2 separate regions of the Homo sapiens genome follow, and region 1 is linked to region 2. Evidence: read pairs that join two places in POLR2A ChIA-PET (ENCODE). Cell type or tissue: PC-3. All regions are shown on one strand.

Region 1 (5,000 bases), 81 kb before region 2:
TGATGGGCTTAAGTGATCCTTCCGCCTCAGATTCCCAAAGTGCTAGAATTACATACGTGAGCCACAAAATTATTTTAAGTTTTAAAAAAGTGAGTTGATTTGAAGAAAAATGTTAAACTGTGGTACAAGTGCTGTGCTGTGACAACTTGAATGTTTTTTGCTTCAAATGACAGAAGTCCCTATTTATTTATTTATTTATGAGATGGAGTCTCACTCTGTCACCCAGGCTGGAGTGCAGTGGCGCAATCTTGGCTCACTGCAACCTCCGCCTCCTGGGTTCAAGCAATTCTCCTGCCTCAGCCTCCTGAGTAGCTGGGATTATAGATGCACACCACCACACCCAGTTAATTTTTTATCTTTAGTACAGACAGAGTTTCACCATGTTGGCCAGGCTGGTCTCGAACTCCTGACCTCAAGTGATCCACCTGCCTTGGCCTCCCAAAGTGCTGGGATTACTGGCGTGAACTACTGTGCCAGGCCAGAAGTCCTCATTTAAATGGGCTTGAACAATTAGGAAATGTTCTGTCACAGTATGAGATGGTCAGAGGAGGGCGGCTCCAGGGTTTGTTGATGAGCAGCTCAGTAACGTGACCCGGAACCCAGGGTCTTTCCATCTCTGGTCTGCCTGCCTCAGCGAAGGGGCTTGTCGCCGTGGTGTCAGAATGTGGCAAGTGGCATCTGGATGTTCTTTCTGGGCCTTCCTTGTGGCTGTGAGCTCCTGGGCTGAGGCCTCGTCCCCGTTCCTGCAGGAGGGCACTGACAAGCTTGTCTTCCACAGCCACACCGGTGAGAAGCCCTTCCAGTGCATTGCATGTGGCCGTGCCTTTGCCCAGAAGTCTAATGTTAAGAAACACATGCAGACCCACAAGGTGTGGCCTCCAGGACACAGTGGTGGCACCGTGTCTCGAAACTCTGTGACCGTACAGGTCATGGCCCTGAACCCCAGCAGGCAGGAGGACGAGGAAAGCACAGGTGGGTGGAAGTAGGGAACGCCATGCTTCCCACACCTCTCTTCTGCCGCTTCACAGGTTTTATTGCTAGCTGTGTGACCTTGGGCAAACCCCATGACCTCTCTGGGCTTCAATCTACCTTTATCTATAAAATGTGGCATAAGATGAAAGGAAGGATGACAAACATACAACATGTGTGGCATTACTCTAATACTGTACCCATGGCAGACATCACTATTCAATCACCTACCCATTTTTTGCTGAGCCTGGATCTCACCTCAGAATCTTTTTTTTTTTTTAACTTATGAGTTATTTCTGGAATTTTCCATTTAATATTTTCAGACCATGATTGACTTTGGGTAATTGAAATCATGGAAAGCAAAACTGCAAGTAAGGGGAGACTACTATAAAATAAAAATTTATGATCCCCTACTGTTAAAATAAATGAATGAATAAATAAATAGGGGATAAAAGAAAGCCCTTTCTTTTTTTTTTTATTTTTACTTTAAGTTCTGGGATACATGTGCAGAACGTGCAGGTTTGTTACATAGGTATACGTGTGCCATGGTGGTTTGCTGCACGTATCACCCCATCATCTAGGTTTTAGGCCCTGCATGCATTCGGTATTTGTCCTAAGGCTCTCTCTCCCCTTGTCCCCAGCCCCCCGACAGGCCCTGGTATGTGATGTTCCCCTCCCTGTGTCCATGTGTTCTCATCGTTCAACTCCCACCTATGAGTGAGAACATACGGTGTTTGGTTTTCTGTTCCTGTGTTAGCTTGCTGAGAATGATGGTTTCCAGCTTCATCCATGTCCCTGCAAAGGACATGAACTCATTATTCTTTATGGCTGCATAGTATTCTATGGTATATATGTGCCACATTTAAAGAAAGCCCTTTCTTATAGTAAAATGTGAACTGATAAAAGTAGAAATAATGATTAAATTAGAAAATAACTATTTGACAGCCACCATAGTAATACAGTCACATGCTATGTAAGGATGTTTCCATGAGTAACAGATGGCATATGTGACAGTGGTCCCATAAAATTATAATGGAGCTGGAAATTTTCTGTCATCTAGTGACATTGTTGCCATTGTAAAATCATAGCACACTGCATTACCTTTTCTATGTTTAAGTTACATTCATTTAAAAAATTTTAGATTTAGAGGGTACATGTGCTTGTTTGTTACATGGGTATTAGATGCATAATGGTGGTGGCTGGGCTTCTAGTGTACCCATCACCCAAATACTAGACATTGTACCAACGGGTAGTTTTTCTTTTTTTGAGACAGAGTCTCACTCTGCCACCCAAGCTGGAGCGCAGTAGTGCTATCAGCTCACTGCAACCGCTGCCTTCCAAGCTCAAGTGATCCTCCTGCCTTAGCCTCCCGAGTAGCTGGGAATACAGGTGCCCTTTACCACACCTGGCTAATTTTCGTATTTTTAGTAGAGACAAGGCTTCACCATGTTGGCCAGGCTGGTCTCAAACTCCTGACCTCAAGTAATCCACCCACCTTGGCCTCCCAAAGTGCTGAGATTACGGACGTGAGCCACCATGCCTGGCTAACACGTAGTTTTTCAACCCTTGCCTTCCCTCACCATCCCTGCTCAGAATCTGTTTTCTATATGTTGCTCCAGGCAGTCACTGTAGTTGATCAGAAGTTGAAAGCTATTTGACCTCCAAGGTTAGTTGGTCTCCAAAGCTCTTTATACATGTGGGATTCTCATCATTTGTCCCTGAGCTAATGCTCCTATCCCTGATATTGATTTAGTTTCTTTCTTGCATGAGGACTGAGAACTTACTAGGTTTAGAGCAGCGCTGCCCAACAGAAATATAGTATGAACAACATATGTAATTTAAAATGTTCAGCCGGGCATGGTGGCTCACGCCTGTAATCCCAGCACTTTGGGAGGCTGAGGTGAGAGGATCTTTTGAGCTCAGGAGTTCAAGATCAGCCTGGGCAATATGGTAAAACCCATCTCTCTCTTTTTTTTTTTTTTTTTTTTCTGAGACGGAGTCTCACTCTGTTGCCCAGGCTGGAGTGCAGTGGCGCGATCTCAGCTCACTGCAAGCTCCGCCTCCTGGGTTCACGCCATTTTCCTGCCTCAGCCTCCCGAGTAGCTGGGACTACAGGCTCCCGCCACCATGCCCGGCTAATTTTTTTTGTATTTTTAGTAGAGAACGGTGTTTCACTGTGTTAGCCAGGATGGTCTCCATCTCCTGACCTCGTGATCCACTCACCTCGGCCTCCCAAAGTGCTGGGATTACAGGCGTGAGCCACTGCGCCTGGCCCCCATCTCTATTTAAACAAAAAGTTCTGTCTTTAATGGCAAAAATAATCTTAAATAAATAAATGAAATAAAATTTTCTAGTAGCTACATTAAAAGCAATTTTTAAAAAGATCAAATTAATTTTAATTATATATCTTATTTAACCATATATGTGTATGTGTGTATATATATATGTGTGTGTATATATATATGTATATATATGTGTGTGTGTGTATGTGTATATATATATATATATATTTTTTTTTTTTTTTTTTTTTTTTTTTTTGAGATGGAGTCTTGCTCTGTCGCCCAGGCTGGAGTGCAGTGGTGCGATCTTGGCTCAATGCAACCTCCACCTCCTGGTATTTAACCCGATATATTAACATTATTATTTTAACATATAATATAAAGATTGAATATACTTTATATTCTTTTTTTAATAAATTTTTGAAATCCAGCAGGTATATACACTTATAGCACATCTGGATATGGACTGGACACATTTCTTTCTGTTTTTTGTTTTGTTTTGTTTTGTTTTTTAGTTAGGGTCTCATTCTGTCACCCCAGACTGGAGTGCAGTGGTGCAATCATAACTCATTGTAGCCTCGAACTCCCGGACTCAAGTGATCCTCCCTCCTCAGCCTCCCAAGTAGCTGGGATGGGGGTGCACCACTGCGCCTGGCTAATTGTTAAAAATTGTTTTTGTAGAGACAGGGTCTTGCTTTGTTGCCCAGGCTGGTCTCAAACTCCTGAGCTCAAGTGATCCTCTCACCTCAGCCTCCCAAAGTACTGGAATTATAGGTGTGAGCCATCATGCCTGGTGCCACATTTCAAGTTCTCAGTAGCCACGTGTGGCTCAGGACCACTTTATTGGATAGTGTAAGGCCAGAGTCTAAGCCATTCCCATGTAGACCCAAGGGTGAGCAATGCCAGGCACATGCTAGGTAATGAAGGGAGTGTTTTGCTGGGAAAGCAATGTGTGACCACTTTTATCTGACCTTCCTTCAGGCTTCCTGTTGGAACTAGCCCTACTGTGTGCCTTCTGAGTTCTTGTGAACTCCTTTTTTTTTTCTTTAAAAAAAATTTTCTTTTGAGACAAGATCTTGCTCTGTCACCCAGGCTGGAGTGCAATGGCATGATGGTGGCTCCCTGCAGCCTCAACCTCCCGGGCTCAAGTGATCCTCCCACCTCAGCTTCCTGGGTAGGTGGGACCACCGACACATGCAACCATGCCCAGCTAATTTTGTTTATTTTTTGTAGAGATGGCGTCTCATTATGTTGCTGAGGCTGGTCTTGAACTCCTGGGTTCAAGGGATCCTCCTTCCTCGGCCTCCTAAAGTGCTGGGATTATAGGAATGAGCCATCACACGGCCCTAAAGAATAAATAATTTCTTCCATTTTTTTTGAAACTCCTTTAGTGCCTAGCACCAAAGGTTTAACCATTTAGCAAACATTTATAGAGGCCTACTATGTGCCAGGCCACTGGGCCTGCAGGGATGAGGCCAGAGGCCCCTGATGTCAAGGAAAGTGAGGAACAGTGTAGTGAGGGAAGGATGATGAAACAGATGATTACAATTTTTTTTGTTTGTTTGTTTGAAATGGAGTCTCACTCTTGTTGCCCAGGCTGGAGTGCAATGGCGCAATATTGGCTCACTGCGACCTCCACCTTCCGGGTTCAAGCAATTCTCCTGCCTCAGCCTCCCAAGTAGCTGGGATTACAGGTGTGCGTCACCACGCCCAGATAATTTTTTTGTATTTTTGGTAGAGACGGGGTTTCAC
Region 2 (5,000 bases):
TCTAATGAGGGGTTGGTCTTCGTTATCTCCAAGAGCTCCTCAAGCCCCCTCTATTCTTGATGCCATGATCGTAACTCTTACTTAGTCAAAGTTTGGTGGGATCTCTAATGCCATGTGGTACAAGGATGGTCACTGATAACCATCTTTACAGGAGAATGGGTTTCTTTGACACTGGTGGTTAACTGTGTTGTTTTGACTTTGGGTCACCCGAGATCAGACAAGATTGGGCATGTTCAGGGTGGTATGGCCGTAGACTTGATTTTGGGTCTTTTCTTGCCCATACACACAGGGCAGATGACAGATCACAGATGACACCCCCATCACTTCCTCCGTCCAGCAGAGCAACCAGTGGCTTCAGGGCCAGGCATAGTTCTCCTGGCTAAGGGCACCCTGAATATCTGAGTTTATTCACTGGCAGAATGAGCCAGGAGGAGCTATCTGAGTGATTGCTGGAGGCAGGCAAAGTGGGGCCCCCTCAGCCTTGCTCGGCTCCCTGCCTGCCAGTAGCCCTACTGGGACCAGGCTGCTGAGGGTTCTTCAGAATGCTCACTTAGGCTGGAGTCCTGGTGTTGCATTTGTGTGTAAGTGTCCTCAGGACCTCAGGAGTGTGTTCATTTGCTTTGTTGTTCACGCTGAGAGTGGGAAAGCAGCAGCCCTCTTCCCTCCCAGCCCTGTACCTTCTGTTAGATGACTTCAAATGTAGACTCTGGGGTCTTCAGAAGGACTGTAGACACTGCCATTCGTTTAGTGAGAGCATATTATTGGGCCCTCCTTCCCTCCATGCCTGAATTTCTCTATACTAGTAATGAGTGTATAGTTATGACTTCTTGGCATCTATTGAGGTGCCCTGGGCTATTTGCCCCTATACTGAACGCCCCCAGATCTGGGACAGGCAGACTTGCCGTCCTCAGCAGCTTTTCAGAGAAGTCGTGTTTGACTAGGAGAAAGGAACGTCCTGTCTAGTTGTATCGAACTGATGTGTTCTCTAAAAATGGTTTCTGTAATCACTAGCTGTTGCCTCACAGAAAGGGTTTCCATCCTGGGTGAACGTCTTTTTGACTGGTCTCTGCTTCTTAGGGTATCTGTTCTGTATCCTTCCTCTAAATAGCTGTTTGGAGGGGCTAATGAAGCAACTGTCTGGAGACCAATGTTTATTTCAACATGGTTGGAGTTGTTTTTGCTTCAGCTTTCACAGCCAATAAAGCTGGTTATTAGATTCTGTAATTGCTGCTGTAATTACTCTCTTGGAACTGGCAAAGGCATAATTAAATATGGAGATTCCAAGGACTGTTTTTTCCCATCTAAAAGCAACCTCTTAAACTTCTATTGGCCTGGCTTAGATTTCAATTGTTAAAGCCATTGTGTTTATAAATGGTGCTGGGGGTTCTCTGGCAGAAGATGGGTTTCTTTAGACACCTCTTTTTTGAATATTTGATTTAGCTGAACAGCTTCTCTTTAACTCGGTACTTGTTTTTTAATCTAACCATCAGGAATCTGGAAAAGTTAAGGCAAAACATTAAGAACCAGTATATATTTAATATTTATGAAAACATTGGGTTGGTTACAGATAGAAGCAAATTTCTGTGGTCAGAAATAAGGTTGGCATGGAGGAAGTTTTACTAAGTGTAATAGTATTCAAGAAGAATGGCGTTTTACTTGTGGAAGCACTCTAATACCTCTGAGCCTTTAGTTTGCCCTGTTACACCTCACCACCGGAGCCATGCATTTGTAAGATATAGGAGGTGGTTCAAGTGCTGTGAATATTTGTCTACATCTGTTTCTGCAGCCCAGATGCTGACCCCATGTCTATTTTCAAGGTAACTTTACTCATGAAGCATGTTTAGGTGTTTCTGTGGGGGAAAATTAATCATGTAGCCTTTCTCTTTGGAGTTCTAAACTAGTTGAGAAACACAGACAGCAGATGGATCTAGATAAGAAAAATCAACATCCTGGAGAGTTCACTGCGAAGAGGGGAAGAGGCTGTGTGAACCCTGCAGGCAGGAAGGGGAGTCCTGGGGGGATACCCCGGGACTGTCCCTCATACTGTTTGCTCAGGTCCTATCCCCAGTATGAGAGAGCACACCTTACAGCCAGGTGCTTGCGGGAAGTCCCTGTTTTATGGGCCAGGAGGAATGCAGTGGAAAGATGCTGCCAAATGATTGTTCTAGCCTGTGTTTCAGTAAGACGTCAATTCTGTGGGTCAGAGGTGCACGGGAGATAAAATATGGGTGGATCCCCCATGAAGAACCCTGGATAGAATACATGAAAACCTTGTAAGACAAATGAAATTGCAGGTTCAATTTAGTAGATACTAAGCACTTACTGTGTATCAGTCATTGTGCTGGATTGCTGATCTGCAAAGATGAATAATATCAGCATTATTTCATTCGGGGTGGGGATGGGCTCTTGGTTTCCTCCCTGGTATATTTGCGTATTTGCTTCCAGATCATTTATTTGGGGGATTTTAGAAGTGGGAGGTGGAGGTCAGAGGAAGTTAGGGTTGGCATACAAGGAGTCACTGCCAGTGGAAAATATATTGGAGAAAAAGCAGTTCTAAATCTATGATGTTAATAGGGAAATAACTTTGGTTTTAAATATAAGAATGTAGCTGACTGTATAAAATCAGTTTCATAAGCATTTTACCAAGCTCCTGCTACACTCGGGATGCTGAAAAGCAAGGCAGCTCTGTCAAAGAGTGTTTGCTCTTTTTTTTTTTTTTTGAGATGGAGTCTTGCTCTGTCGCCCAGGCTGGAGTGCAGTGTCGTGATCTCGGTTCTCTACAAGCTCCGCCTCCTGGGCTCACGCCATTCTCCTGCCTCAGCCTCCCAAGTGGCTCGGACCACAGGCGCCTGCCACCACACCCGGCTAATTTTTTTGTATTTTTAGTAGAGATGGGGTTTCACCGTGTTAGCCAGGATGGTCTTGATCTCCTGACTTTGTAATCCACCCGCCTTGGCCCCCCAAAGTGCTGGGACTACAGGTGTGAGCCACCGCGCCCGGCCGAGTGTTTGCTCTTATGAACGGTCTCAGAGTCACTTGCTGTCGTTCTGAGACTGTGAGGAAGAGCATAGAGCTGGGAGTTACACAGACTACTCCCCTCCTCACTTGGCAGAAGGATGACTTGGGTGAGCTGCATCACCTTTCTGATCCCCAGTCTCCTTGTTCATTTGGGATCTCTGGATGATTAAATGAAATAGGAGGCGGAAGGGACTGCCGTTGCTTGTTCACCATCACTCAGCAGGCTCTTGGAAGGCCTTGGTGAATCTTTTTTTTTTCTTGCCCCCGAGATGGAGTCTTGCTCTGTTGCCCAGGCTGGAGTTCAGTGGCACGGTCTCAGCTCACTGCAGCCTCTGCCTCCTGGGTTCAAGCAATTCTCCTGCCTCTGCCTCCCGAGTAGCTGGGACTACAGGTGCGCGCCACCATGTCCGGCTAATTTTTGTATTTTTAGTAGAGATGGGGTTTCACCATGGTGGCCAGGCTGGTCTTGAACTCCTGGCCTCAGGTGATCCACCCACCTCGGCCTCCCAAAGTGGTGGGATTACAGGCGTGAGCCAGCGTGCCTGGTATGGAAGGCCTTGGTGAATCTTAATGATGGGCTGGACTGTGGGTGATGGAGCTGGCTGGAGGGGAGTTGAGAAAGGGGCACCTGTGGGACATTGGCACTTGATCTCGGAAGGATTCACAATCACTTGGTGATTAGAGTATGTCTAGGGTATGGCTTTTGTGGAAAAGGAACACAGCACCAAGGAAGTCACAGGAAGCAGGCCTGCAGCCCCACGCCCTGGGGCACTTACAGGACTCTCCCAGGACCTCTTCCCTCTGACATTACTGATGGCAAAGGCGGTTCTGTAGACCTTGTGCTAGGGCTCCCAGGACTTGGGCTTATGGAGAGAATTCTAACGTCTTGCCTCTGCAGGACCGGGCAGGCCATATTAAACCATATGGCAAAGGGAGCTACTGAGGATTTTTCAGCAAAGGAATCGTTGGATTTGCATTCCCTCTTCTGTGTTCCCACAGTCCCCATGTCACTTCCTGCATGACTGGACGATCCCTCCAGGGCAGTATCCTACCTTTTTCATTAAGTGGGGGGCATAACATAATGGCAGGGCAGGGACTTTGGGGTTCCATACCTGGTTTAAGTCCCCTCTCTGCCAGTTACCTGGGCTGAGTCACAGGACATCTCTGAACCTCAGTTTCCTCATCAACTAACCTTATCATCTAACCTTAAAGGGTTGCTATTTTGAGGCCCTTATGAAGTGAGCATGACTTAGTGCTAACAGAAGATGAGAGTGAAGGTCTTGAGGATCCCCTGGTGTGACTGCATGATGGGTTTCTTGAAGTCTTGGGCCATTCCAGCCAACATCAGAATCAAGGGAGATTACGGATTCAGTGGCTTTTCAGATTTTAATGAGGCACATCTCATTGTTGTTCAGATGTTTTACGAGTTCTCTTTATGTGTGTATGTATGTATTTTGGTCAGCATTTGTTGGAAAGACTGGCTGGGAGAAGTTTTCTGCTGCTTTTGGAGGAGCTGTGTGCTATACGCAGGCCAAGCCGTTTTCCCTTGGCAAATGGTCCTTAGGACGGAATCCCAGGCCAACGGGTGTGAGTAGAAGGAGCATGGGACCTATTCATGTGACATATGGAGAAACCACAGCCTCATGGGGGAGGGGGTTTTGACCTCCAGTCTGCAGGAGATGGCTGTGGTCCAGAACTCCAGGACATGGGGGAGTGTGCATGCTGAGTGCATGTGTGTGTGAGGCTAGTGCTCCTGACCCAGCCCAGTCCAGCTCAGCCATTTCTTCTGACAGAGTCTGTGCTAAGCCTCCTTCCTAGCTTTTGATGCCCATTGCAGGGGAGCAAAAAATAGCTTCCCTTCTAGTTTCTTTGGCTGGGCTACAAACTGAATTGATATAAGACAGATTAACAAGAGAAAAACCATATTTAGTTACATATGTACATGTGGAAATCCCACAAAATATGAGACTTGAAGAAGAGTC

Evidence for each region. Peaks named below come from ENCODE experiments on the same cell type or tissue, not always from the same donor. Only the 100,000 strongest peaks of a DNase experiment are listed, where the experiment ranks them.
Region 1: POLR2A ChIA-PET joins it to region 2 with 9 read pairs; 4 of 35 experiments call an interaction of 5 or more read pairs at or near these places.

The regions. Positions count from the first base shown.
Region 1 is chr20:33,761,084-33,766,083 of GRCh38, forward strand. It overlaps ZNF341 (zinc finger protein 341), which reads left to right. Exons shown (of 15, transcript NM_001282933.2): 8 at 779-972. Among named protein-coding and RNA genes, the nearest start is that of ZNF341, 32 kb to the left of the region's middle. RefSeq lists an enhancer at 302-803. In PC-3, no CTCF peak of the experiment used is centred here; no DNase peak of the experiment used is centred here.
Region 2 is chr20:33,842,057-33,847,056 of GRCh38, forward strand. All of the region lies in intron 1 of CHMP4B (charged multivesicular body protein 4B), which reads left to right. Among named protein-coding and RNA genes, the nearest start is that of CHMP4B, 33 kb to the left of the region's middle. RefSeq lists an enhancer at 1,727-2,026. In PC-3, no CTCF peak of the experiment used is centred here; no DNase peak of the experiment used is centred here; H3K27ac peaks cover 319 bases.